2 separate regions of the Homo sapiens genome follow, and region 1 is linked to region 2. Evidence: chromatin contacts called from ENCODE Hi-C data. All regions are on one chromosome and are shown on one strand. The core of a region is the stretch at or near the end of the contact, and the rest is flanking DNA. Distances in the headings are between cores, read along the strand shown. Region 1 has its middle 26 kb from the start of LACTB. Region 2 holds the start of TLN2 (talin 2).

The links. A loop is a pair of places that touch in the nucleus more often than their neighbours do. Pooled maps may share reads with other maps.
Region 1: a map of MCF 10A shows a loop between it and region 2 (10-fold over the local background). The contact joins the enhancer-like site here to the promoter of TLN2 in region 2. A Hi-C loop is called at or near these places in 3 of 168 maps with a recorded cell type or tissue (MCF 10A, chondrocyte and endothelial cell of umbilical vein), 1 of 37 single-sample maps with no recorded cell type and 18 of 50 pooled maps.

The regions. Positions count from the first base shown.
Region 1 is chr15:63,092,447-63,098,867 of GRCh38, forward strand. No RefSeq gene overlaps it. Among named protein-coding and RNA genes, the nearest start is that of LACTB, 26 kb to the right of the region's middle. RefSeq lists an enhancer at 1-1,696 and a silencer at 4,664-4,958. Within about 2 kb of position 1,310, at least 5 of the 41 ENCODE cell types and tissues checked have a DNase peak (open chromatin) inside an H3K27ac peak, as active enhancers do.
Region 2 is chr15:62,388,899-62,394,881 of GRCh38, forward strand. TLN2 (talin 2) reads left to right here and starts at 1,652. Exons shown (of 59, transcript NM_015059.3): 1 at 1,652-1,787. RefSeq lists enhancers at 1,072-1,141, 2,060-2,674 and silencers at 1,308-1,504, 1,552-1,881.

The DNA.
Region 1 (6,421 bases), core at 60-2,559, 700 kb after region 2:
GCTCTGCCCCTGTCTTAGCTTTGGCACCTTGGTCGAGTGACTTACACATATGTGATGGGAGCTCGGCCATATCACTTACAAATACTAGGGGAAAAAAACACATCATAGTAATAACAAGGTTATTTCTAGGTGGTGGATTGTAAGTAAATTTACTTGCCTTTTTAAATACTTTGTATTTATTTATTTATTTTGAGATGGAGTCTCGCTTTGTCGCCAGGCTGGAGTGCAGTGGCGCGATCTCAGCTCGCTGCAACCTCCACCTCGCGGGTTCAAGCGATTTTCCTGCCTCAGCCTCCCGAGTAGCTGGGATTACAGGCATGCGCCACCACACCTGGCTAATTTTTGTATTTTTAGTAGAGATGGGGTTTCACCATGTTGGCCAGGCTGGTCTCGAACTCCTGACCTCAGGCGATCCGCCTGCCTCGGCCTCCCAAAGTGCTGGGATTACCGGCATGAGCCACCGTGCCTGTCTAAATACTTTTTGATGTTTTAAAACATCCCTTGAATAATTTTAAGTGTTCACTATGGAAGAGGAACCACACCAGATGGCTTCATATATATTGTTTTAAACCATGTATGTTGTTTTAAACTTCATGTATGTTGTCATAAACCCACAAGATAGGTAATATTATCACTCATTTAGAAAGAAACTGAGGCTCCAAAGCATTAAGTAACTTGCACAAATCCCACAACTCTAATGAGCCTGACTTCCAATCTGTCTGACTTCAAAGCTCGTGCTAATTTGTACTTTCTCTGGCTCAACCGGTGTCCGCCTCTATTATATTAAATGGGTGTAATATTTGCATCTTAAAATATGGTGGGAGGATGGAATGAAATGATAGGTATGAAAGTCCACTGCAAACGATAAAGCCTTCAACAAAGAATATTAATAATAGGTAACGTACACATAGTGTGCGCCCAGTACTGGGCTGTTCCAAGGGCTTTGTAGATATCACATTCCCTTAATCATCTCAGTGATCCTGAGAGGCAGATGGCCATTATCCCCATTTTACAGAAAGGATATTGAAGAACAGAGAAGCTAAGTAACACGCCAGAGTCACACCACCACACATTATACCAGTTACCCAGATGGGAGCCTTTCAATTATAAATGACTCCCAAGTCACCTGTTTCCCAATATTCTCCCCAATTCCTTCCCCAGGGATACACTGTACCTTACTAGGTGGCAGGTAGTACACCTGGCTCAGCAGGAGGTCAGAGATGAAAGGTCAGGCATTAGGTTCAGGGCTCCATGGTATTGCATGGACCTTGCTTTCCGGGGACTGCCTGGGACAACCACGCACTCCAAAGACACTGCTGCCACCTGCTGTTCACATATTCTCCACCCAATGGCTTCTCCCCAGCACCTGCATGCGTGAGCCTCTCAACAGCATTACCGTCTTTCCCAGACCCATTCTGCAGCCTGGGTAAAAGAATTTAAACTTTTGCTCAATTTCAAATGCAAGAAGAGTAAACCCTTAGAAACAGAAGAGTTTGAATAAGGGAGCTGAGACACACTCCTGAGCAGTGTGACCTCGGGGCCCTCAGCCTCTTTAAGTCTGTTTCCTCATTTGTAAAATGAAGACACCATAATAATATGTGCTTCATGCAATTGTTTTTAAAATAAGATTTTTTTCCAATCTACAATTTACTTTCCTATCAGAAAAAAATGCTAAATATGTAAAGGGCAAGGCAGGATGGGACACAATTAAACATCCTAAATACCTACAATCATCTCTGTTTACATTATTGTTTTTAACAAATCTTTAACTTTTTTATTAATAAGGCATCTTGATTTATATTTTGCTACTGATTTTGAGCTCATCAAAGTAAATTCTGTCATTCTATTTGCATTTTATTGAGTACCTGAACCAGAAATGTGAAATGGGGAAAGGGTTACCTGATTTTTTTTTTTAATGAAAAAAGATTTCATAATTAAAATGGTCCCTTCCATCTGAGATTCTCAGAATATTCCCAAGATTCTGGTTCACAAGTTTCACATCACTTCTTTCAGGCAAATGGGCAACCTAAAACTGAGAAAATTGAAGTGGGCTTTTGCCACTTAAGTTCCCTTGGGAACTGACACAAATAGCAAAGCTAAGAGGCCTGGCTCCCGCTACACAGCTATAAACATCACACCAGATTCTGTTTGCCTGAAAACTCCTTCTGACTGAGTCTAGATGCCAGTTGTTAGATGATAGTCAATTTGCATGTTGCCAATCTAATATTCCTGGATCCTTAACTTATGTTGCTGGTTTAGAAGTTCAGTAAAACTGAAACTGTATTAGTAAGTTCCAGCAAGAATGTGTAAACTATTTCAGTAGTATCCACTCTGCTGCATACCATAGACCTGGATGTCATGGTTTAAAGGGGCAGATCTAGCTGCTCTCAACCTCTAAAGGGGAGGCTGAGTGCCAAATCACTCTCCTACGTCCTTGGTATGGACAAAAGAGTAAATGAAGATACTATCAGCTACCTGGATTTATCTTTCTGGTGACAAAACTTTTCCCTCTAAAAAAGTAGCCCTTGAAAACTGTCTTTCCTTTGTGGAAATAAAAATAGCATTTTAAAAGAGACAGCATTTGATACCTATTAAATTGGTAAAATTTTATAATAAATTGCTCAATGCTGGAATGTTAGCAATGAGATCAAATATGTTAATGGCATTAAAATTTGTGGGATCCTTTTGGAAAGCAATAGAAATATATTTGCAAGAACTCTAAAGAGTTTTTAAGCTTTGAGCTAATAATTCTATCCTGGAGACTTTGGTTTTCAACAAAGGCAAAAAGCTATATTTAAGAAGCCACTTGTCGTAGCATTATTTTTATTTTTTGAAACAGCGTTTTGCTCGTTGCCCAGGCTGGAGTGCAATGGTGCAATCTCGGCATACTGCAACCTCCACCTCCCAGGTTCAAACAATTCTCCTGCCTCAGCCTCCCAAGTAGCTGGGATTACAGGTGTGTGACACCAGGCCCGGCTAATTTTGTATTTTTAGTAGAGATGGGGTTTCACTATATTGGTCAGGCTGGTCTCCAACTCCTGATCTCAGGTGTTCCGCCCACCTCGGCCTCCCAAAGTGCCGGGATTACAGGTGTGAGCCACCGTGCCTGGCCCGTTTGTTGTAGCATTATTAATAGTAGAAAAAGAAAAACCTGGCGACAACCTATATCTTCACCCAAAAGGAATCATGATTAATTCAGTTGATGGAATATTATTTCACCATTAAAATGATAAACACGGAGGCTAGGTAGAAATGTAGATGCCTATCAAAGTATAATCACAAAAAGAAGAAAAAGGAAATGTGGAGAAATGCATAAGTGAAAAAGGGGCAGAAAACCAAAATGATATGTACATTGTAACTACAGCCCTCTTAAGTGCTTATGGATGCCAACTAGGCTGTAATGGGCAAAAACACAGAGCTGTGTTAAGATGGTAGAATTCTGGATGATTTCTCTTTATTTCCAAATTCCCTTAATGTGTTTACATTATAAAAAGAAAACTGGCCTTTCAGGGTGTAGATATTCTGAGTTAACCTAGTTACTCTACAGAGTACCTCTTTCTCCAATGGGGAGACAGCCATGATCTATTTGGAAAAGCCAGTGATTTCTCATTCTATCGTAGTAAGTTGCAAAATAAATTCATCAAGCACTACAATGATCAAATATGATATACTGCAATTGGAAGAAGCAGGGCAGAAAAATATCCTCTATTAAAGAATCTTGTGCTCCTAAATCTTCAGTATGTTGATCTGGGTTGATCTGTGCTAAGGTGACACTTGTCCAGCCTTGATGGAAGAATTATAAAGTGACTATGAAATATGTCAAGGCCTGTTTCACTACCAACTTGCATTTGACTAGCACTTTATAATTGTATTTATTTATTTATTTAGAGACAGTCTCACTCTGTCACCCAGGATGGAGTGCAGTGATGCAATCTCAGCTTACTGTGACATCCGCTTCCCAAGCTCAAGCAATTCTCATGCTCCAGTCTCCCAAGTAGCTGGGATCACAGGCACCTGCCACCATGCCCAGAGAATTTTTGTAAATTTAGCAGAGACAAGGTTTCGCCACGTTGGCCAGGCTGGTCTCGAATTCCTGACCTCAAGTGATCCACCCACCTTGGCCTCCCAAAGTGATGGGATTACAGGCAAAAGCCACCGTGCCCGGCCTATAATTTTTAAAATATTTTCACATCTTTTATCAAGTTTGAGTTTCCCAACTCTGTACAGCAGGCAGGGCATGTAGTATTTTACACATGGGGACACTGAGGCTTAGAAAACTAAGTGACTGGCCGGGCGCGGTGGCTCATGCCTGTAATCCCAGCACTTTGGGAGGCCGAGGCATGTAGCATATTAACTCTGAGCTACATGGATTATGGTGAAACTACTGATTGACTTTTTAAGCGCAGAAAGGAATTTTTTTTTTTTTTAAAGACAGAGTTCTCGTTTGTTGCCCAGGCTGGAGTACAATGGCGCGATCTCAGCTCACCACAACTTCTGCCTCCCGGGTTCAAGTGATTCTCCTGCCTCAGCCTCCCGAGTAGCTGGGAATACAGGCATGGGCCACCACATCCAGCTAATTTTGTATTTTTAGTAGAGACGGGGTTTCTCCATGTTGGTCAGGCTGGTCTCAAACTCCCGACCTCAGGTGATCTGCCCGCCTCAGCCTCCCAAAGTGCTGGGATTACAGGCATGAGCCACCGTGACCGGCCCAGAAAGGAATGTTTTGTGAGGTATGAATGGTTAGTGTGCCTGGGGAGGTCCACGCAATGATCTGTTGGAGAGCCTGATAGCAACGTGGTGAGGCCACAGTGTGGTACAATTGCAGGAAGATGACTCAGGACCTCAGTACCCACAAACAGGAGGCATCTATGAGAGGGAGGCGGGGGGTATGCAGTGCCTGATGGAGACTTCGGCAGGAAGAACTAAGGGTGGACCTAGCCTTAGATCTTTGGTCCCTCAGTGATCAAGATTGCTCAGAGGAAAATCTTTCAAACTTAGACTGGGGCATAGAAATAAAGGGAGTAACTCTTGAGATGGTTTCTAAGAAAGAACTAAGTAACCACACATTGATAACAACAGTCATATTCCCAGCCTCCCTGTGGTTCCTGCCATGGCTCTGGGCGCCTATGCTTGAGCCAGCAAGGTCGGGCTTCTCATGCTGGATCTGCAGACTCACCCCCAGACGCCTATGGAATTTCAAATTCTGTCTTTCCATTTGATTACTATTTAAAATTAGATTCATGGTTGCAGGTTCTGGGTCCTCTGGCCATCCACTGAGTACCATAACATGGCTTCACAATCTACACTGGCACTGTGTTTAGATGGGATTGGAGCCAAATAATTCTATTTGAATTGTCACAGGCTAAAGAGAAAAAGAATAGAGATGGACTTACTATGTAAACAAGTAGAGGCCAAAGGACATCACAAAGCATTGTATGCAAAATGTTTTCCTAGTCACTCAAATGGGAAACTGATGGATATGCAGAGTTAACACACAGTCCATGGGGTACAGGCATAGAACACTCTCAAGGAAAAAAAAAAAAAAAAAGGGCAGCACGGCCCTCTGCCCGAGAATGACTTTTTTGGTCTCAGAATCCCTTTCTACTCTTACAAATTACTGAGAACCCCAAAGAGCTTTTGTTTATATGGGTTATAGCTATCAATGTTTATATATTAGAAATTAAAAATGGGAAATTTATTTACCAATTCATTTCTAAACGACAATAATAAACCCATTATTAAAATAAATAACACTTTTAGTAAAAATGTTTTCTAAGATGGAAAACTTTAGTGAAAAGAGTGAAATTCGTCCCTCTCCCTCTCCCTCTCCCCACGGTCTCCCTCTCCCTCTCTTTCCACGGTCTCCCTCTGATGCCGAGCCGAAGCTGGACTGTACTGCTGCCATCTCGGCTCACTGCAACCTCCCTGCCTGATTCTCCTGCCTCAGCCTGCCGAGTGCCTGCGATTGCAGGCGCGTGCCGCCACGCCTGACTGGTTTTCACATTTGTTTGGTGGAGACGAAGTTTCGCTGTGTTGGCCGGGCCGGTCTCCAGCTCCTAACCGCGAGTGATCCGCCAGCCTCGGCCTCCCGAGGTGCCGGGATTGCAGACGGAGTCTGGTTCACTCAGTGCTCAATGGTGCCCAGGCTGGAGTGCAGTGGCGTGATCTCGACTCGCTACAACCTCCACCTCCCAGCCGCCTGCCTTGGCCTCCCAAAGTGCCGAGATTGCAGCCTCTGCCTGGCCGCCACCCCGTCTGGGAAGTGAGGAGCGTCTCTGCCTGGCCGCCCATCGTCTGGGATGTGAGGAGCCCCTCTGCCTGGCTGCCCAGTCTGGAAAGTGAGGAGCGTCTCTGCCCGCCCGCCATCCCATCTAGGAAGTGAGGAGCGCCTCTTTCCGGCCGCCATCCCATCTAGGAAGTG
Region 2 (5,983 bases), core at 402-2,901:
CTTGTTGCCACCACTAGTTATTCTGTGAGACTGGTGAATGTTTAAAAAGGCGTGGTGAACAAAAATACTTTACCTGTACAATGAGAAATTGTGCCCTGCAATTTTTAGGACTTTCTCAAGTTGCCAAGTAATTGGTTCTCTCACTGTGCATTGATAATGTATACTTTGTTAGCTTTACAGTTTATATTCTGCAATAAGTTACAAAGTTGTACCCTAAGGTTATCTTTGCTGCTATGATACATACAGTCCGGTTCATCAGCCTGGTTAAGGACAGGGTATTGTTCTCACAGAATGTCCAGCCTTATCCAATGTTCCAACGGACTTATTCAAAATAATTTCAATTTACAAAATCAATTCAGTCTCCGGTTTATGGTGACAGCAGTTTCTTTCTCTGAGAAACACTAAAAAGTTGCCAGCAGTTCCATTTGAGTAACTGAATAGATTTGCTACCTATTTCCTGGTCCATTCTGTATTGGGATGGAAATAATGTCGTCTTTCCTTTTTTTTTTCTTTTTTGAGACAGAGTCCCGCTCTGTCATCCAGGCTGGAGTGCAGTGGTAGGATCACCGCTCATGCAGCCCCCGAGCTCCCGGGCTCAAGCGATCCTCCCACCATTCTCCCCAGTAACTGGGACTACAGGCATGCGCCCCCACACCCGGCTGATTTTTAATTTTTTTTGTAGAGATAAGGTCTCGCTATATTGCCCAGGCCGATCTTAAACTCCTTGGGCTTGAGATCTTCCTGCTTTGGCCTCCCAAAGTACTAGGAGTAAAGGGGTCATGGCTAATTCTTGTTTTTTTAAATTACTAATGTGTCCCTTACAGATAAATAAAAAAGTAAAATTACTCACAATTCCACCAATCACTGAGAGACTTATTGGTGTTTATCTATCCAGTCTTTTCTGCCTTTCTCCATAAATCACAGTTTTTAAAAACGGGACCATACGGTACATAGTGTTTTGTCTCCTCACCCCCTTGAATAACCTTCACATTGTTCCATGGTATTTACAGTATTTACTAATAATGACTGTAAATGTAAGAGGTATATAACTGACTTTATTCAGGGCATGGCAAGCAGGAGTGAATTATTTTCTTCTTATCAACACAGCACGCCCCTACCGCCACTCATCCCTATAGTCGTTCTCTAAATACCTAAGTGACACCTGACCAGCAAGGTTTCAGGGTCCTTGTGCTGAAAGGAGCAGGCTCGCCTGGGGTCACGGCCCTCCGCTTCGCAGCAAGACCCCACCGCCCACCACGGCCCTCCAGTTAGCCACAGCTCGCTTCCCCCAGGACCGGGCCAGAGGTCCCGAGAGGGCACTCTGCGGACCTAGGGGCCCCAGCCTACAAGACGCTGTGTCCTGCAGTCATCCCCTTTACACAGCAGAGCCCCAATTCTGGGAAGCCGGGGTCACCCCGAGCCTCCCTTCCCCGTGACAGCTCGGCCGGTGCATCACCTTCCCTCGCGGACCCTTTCAGCATCACCACGCGTGGGAGGAAACCCAGGACGGGCGCCTGAGCCTCGGTGGCGGCCCACCCCGGTGCCGCGCGGCGCCGCGGCCGGACCGGCGCCGCGCCGTCCCCGAATGATGACGCGCTTCCTGCCCTCCCAGCGCTCTCGGGCAGTGCGCTCGCGCTCGCCCTCGGCTCTTGTTCCGCGCCCGGAGCCAGCGGCGGCGGCAGCGGCTGAGGCGGCTGCGGGAGCGGAGTGGTCGCCCAGCGCGCGGGGGGACGCGGGCTGCACTCCCGGGCAGGCGCTCTGCAATGAGACAGTAAATGCATCCCCCGGTAAGGCGCACGGCTCACTCGGGTTTTCCTCTTCCTCCAGCTGCATGCACGTTGCATGAATTTCTCGTGTCTTTTCCCTCCCCTCTCCAGAAGGAAAATGTGGGGTTTTTTTTCCTCCCTTTTGCTTCTCGTGAGTGATGCCAATGCAGGAAAAACCCGTAAAGCTCCCAGATTTGATGGTCTAGGAGGGCTTCTTGCAGGAAAATAAAAATAAAATGAAATTAATGCACCTGTCTATTGCACATGTATGTTTCACTGCACCGGACCCGGGCGCAGCGGTTTGCAAACAGCCTCGCAGTCGGCGCCAGAGAGCGGATTCCTGGCCGTGGGCAGCCGGTCCCCTCCGGGGCTCTCGCTGGGTTTCCGGTAACTGGGCTTTGAAAAGCGGCCCCGCCTGCATAGAGTGTCCCCTCGACCCCAGCCGGGCCCCCGCGCCAGAAGAGTTGGCGCTGGAGGAGCAGCTTCATTCCAGCACTGGCCGCCGGGACTCCAGCGCCACTTTGCAAACAAGTCTCCCGCCGAGGCTCTGGGCTAAGACAGCCCGCCAGTGCGGAGTTCCTTCTCCGGTGCCGGACACTCAGACCTGCCGATCCCACGACTGCCCTTTACTTGGCAATCTCGCCACGGGCGAACTGCTGGCCGCTGAGCGACGGGGGCAGTGCCGGGCCGAGAGCGGGGCCAGGCTTTGCATCCAGTGCGGCTGGCCTCACACAGACTCAGCGGCTCCCTCTCCTTCCTCGGTCCCACGAGCTGAAATTTTGCGCCCATTGGAAGCTGGAGGGACCTGGAGACGAGTATTTCGGGATCCCTGAGGGGACCGAGGAACGACTTTCGAGGGCGCCATATTTTCAGTGGGTCTTGACTGCGGAGGGGAGGGGGCGAGCAGTTTCTGGGTCCCGGGGAGAGCCCCGCGCCCCAGTCGGAGAGGCCTGATCGGTTGTCGCCGGGAAAGTTTGCGCGCCGAGGCAGGCGCGGAGGCGGCCGCACAAGGCGCGCACGACTGCTGTCCCCGCAAGGGCGCGCGGACTACAGCGCGTCGCCACGCCAGCCGGCGGGGCTTGGGAACGAGAGCCGCCGTCACGGACAGCGTGCTGGGCTTGCCGCCTTCCTCTGTCCCGCCTGGACCCGGCCTTGGGGCTCCGAGGCTCAGGGAACACGCCCCTCTTCCCCGCAGCTACCGCTGCCCGGGTGCTCAGCCGGAGCCGTGCGCTGGGCGGCGTCCCGGGGCTGGGCGCCGAGTGTAGAGCGTTCTCCCGGTGCCCGGGCTCGCCTGGGTGCTCCGAGGGGCGCAGTAGCTCACTTCCTGGGGGAGAGGAGGCGCCTTGGTTCGTGGATCAGGACCAGGGCCTGGCCTGTGGTCGCCCCGAGGCCGCCGAACAGCCTGAGCTTCCAGTCGCCTCTTTGGCTTTAGCGGCGACAGCAGTAGCGCCCGCGGCTGCGTGTTCTGCTCTCGCAGCTCGTAGAGGCGAGGAAAGGAGGGCGTTTCCAGAAGTTGGGGCTTCAGGTGACGCGTGGGGAAACTTGGATTCTTGCTGTCCTTGAAGAGCTGGGACAACTTAGGCCAGAATTCCTGTGTCTCATAGTGAAAACTTCTGGTTCTTTCCAGAAGATGAGAGAGGAATGAACTGAAGTGTTGGCGTTGTCAAAGACATAATTAAAGACGGTTGGGTAGGGATGATGTCTTGGAGAAGTGGTCCCCAAAATACACGTAAATTGCCCTGGTGCTGTAAGTACCACTTACTTTTCCATTAATAATACCTGGGTGTGTTAAGCTGTGGCATTGTAAGGTTGCACGCTGACCTCCCTTCTCCAGAGCTTGGAGGCAGCGACCTCTCTGGAGTGAGGGGGAAGCGGGAGTGGGGAATCTTTACTTTTGAAGTAGACTGTGACCTCTGCTTTGTGATGGGACAGGGCACGGGCGTGTTTGCCAACCTACAGGCAGCCAATTGCAGGAACGTGTTCTCCTTGGAGTGTTACCGAAATGATGTCATAGTATTGAGGTTTTGTCGGCACTTCCGGTCTTCTTCACTGAAGAGGCTAGAAGGGACCACAGAAACCTCTGGGGTTGGGGGTTAGGTGTGCAGAGGGAGGGGAGAGGCTTTCCTGTGGGAGATGTGCCTGGAGATGTTAGGTGTTAGGCAGCTCTTTCCCTGATTCATTTCATGAAGCGCCTGCAAAAGTGACTCCGATATGAATGTCAGCCAAGATTTTACCTACCTTGATTGCTTATTTGGGACCTCTATGCAAAATCAGAGGATGGCGGTGGGTGTGACAAGTGGTCTTGAGAGAAGAGGGATGCCTACACGAATGCCTTTTTTTTTTCATTGAGCACTAGAATAGTGGAAAACACCCAGAGCCCAAGATATATTTTTCCAAAATTAGCATAGCTAATTTAGAAGAGAAATCAGTTGCAGAAAGCCTCAATCCGTTTTAAGTTTCCAGTCTTAGAGGGAGCACCTTAATCACAGAAACAGGTCTCTTCATATTGGGGAAGCCACTGGTTTCTCTCTGCCTTTGTAACCATTTAAGTTATCAGGGAGATTCCAAAGAGTATTAGAGGGTCTCTCTTTTTGGCATTGATGTGGAGCTTCTACCTCGAAAGAGAAAGCGAACTTTTAACAACTTGACCCTGTTGAATGAGTTACTAGGGATATTCTGTACAGGCATAGGCTATATATGTGTTTTGAACTCATCTACTGCTGACTCATTCAGGTTTTTCCAAACACTGTTCCCTAGAGTATTTTTAAGTGAAATTAGGGTTTAGGAAGAGGTGAGTATGTTATTTTCTAGTCAATATCTGTCTTTTCTCTCTCAAAATTAACCTGATTTCCCCTCCTTCACCCCTCACTCCCAGAACATCGTTAGTTCTCTAGAGCAGTAAAGGACGATTACAGGTGGTGAATGATATAAATTTTTACCAACTATGCTCAGAAAAAAACTATGCATCTAAATAGGTATTTATGCATTTTAGCGTTATGCTTTGTAACTATGTATATGCCACATATATTTTATACATGTTAAACCTTACATAATAAAAAAGAGAAGCTTTATTGCAAACCCTCCAATCTTTATTCCCAAGTTTACTACCTTAATATTTATCTTTTTTTTAATGCCTCTCTCAACAAATTGTTATACATCGTGCTTTGTTGCCTCTTGCCTGATTCTTTTTTTTTTTTTTTCCGAGATGGAGTCTTGCTCTGTCACCTCAGCCTTCCAAGTAGCTGGGACTGCAGGCACGCACCACCATGCCCAGCTAATTTTTGTATTTTTAGTAGAGACAGGGTTTCACCATGTTGGCCAGGCTGGTCTCGAACTCCTGACCTCAGGTGATCCACCCGCCTCGGCCTCCCAGAGTGCTGGGATTACAGGCATGAGACACCGCACCTGGCCAACCTGATTCTTAATCATCATAACTTCATGGCTTGACCAAAATTCTTGCATTTTTTTCCTTTTAAGATTTTGTAACTTCAAAAGGTTAGAAAACGAGTATGTGTTTTGGAAAGTTGCCTGTCTGTTTACCAGTCTGTGTAGTGGTGTTGTGATGTGTGTGTGGCATGTCCAGACTCTTGAGACAGTTTCTACAACTTGTGATCTGTGACATTATTGCTCCAGAACTTTTGAGTCATAATGTTTTCCTGATGATTTTGAGTGGTCGTTGGCCAGTACAGGAAGTACTCAAAAAGAGCTAAATAATTCAGTTATTTTTATTAGGTACAAAAATTTTAAAGACAAGAAGGAAAACATAATAAGCAGGCCTGGAATTACAGCTTAACATACCCACTGGTGCCTTTTTAATTACAGTACTTTCCCCAGAACTTTTTAATCGTATTACTTTTATATCTAATAAGGAGACTAGTTAAAACATAAGCCACACATAACTATTACAAATAATAGGGATAAATGGTGGGTATGACCAGATGTTTTGCCTAAAGTTCAAAGAGTTAGGGAATGTGAACTCTGTCAAATTTCCCCTGCAGGGCCCACACCCCCTCCTCAATAACCTGGAGAAAGGCAAAGAAGTCAGGGTGGAGGAGGGGAAGATAACATGCTTAAGGTAGACCTCTCTTGTGTGTTGACCACCCTGACAATCTTTGGCTTGGGGCAGGTGCCATTTGAATAACAGCTGGTGGACAAGGTTGGGTACAAAATGCTTTAGTTGTGAGAGTCTTTATATGTCACCCAGAGCTATGAATTAG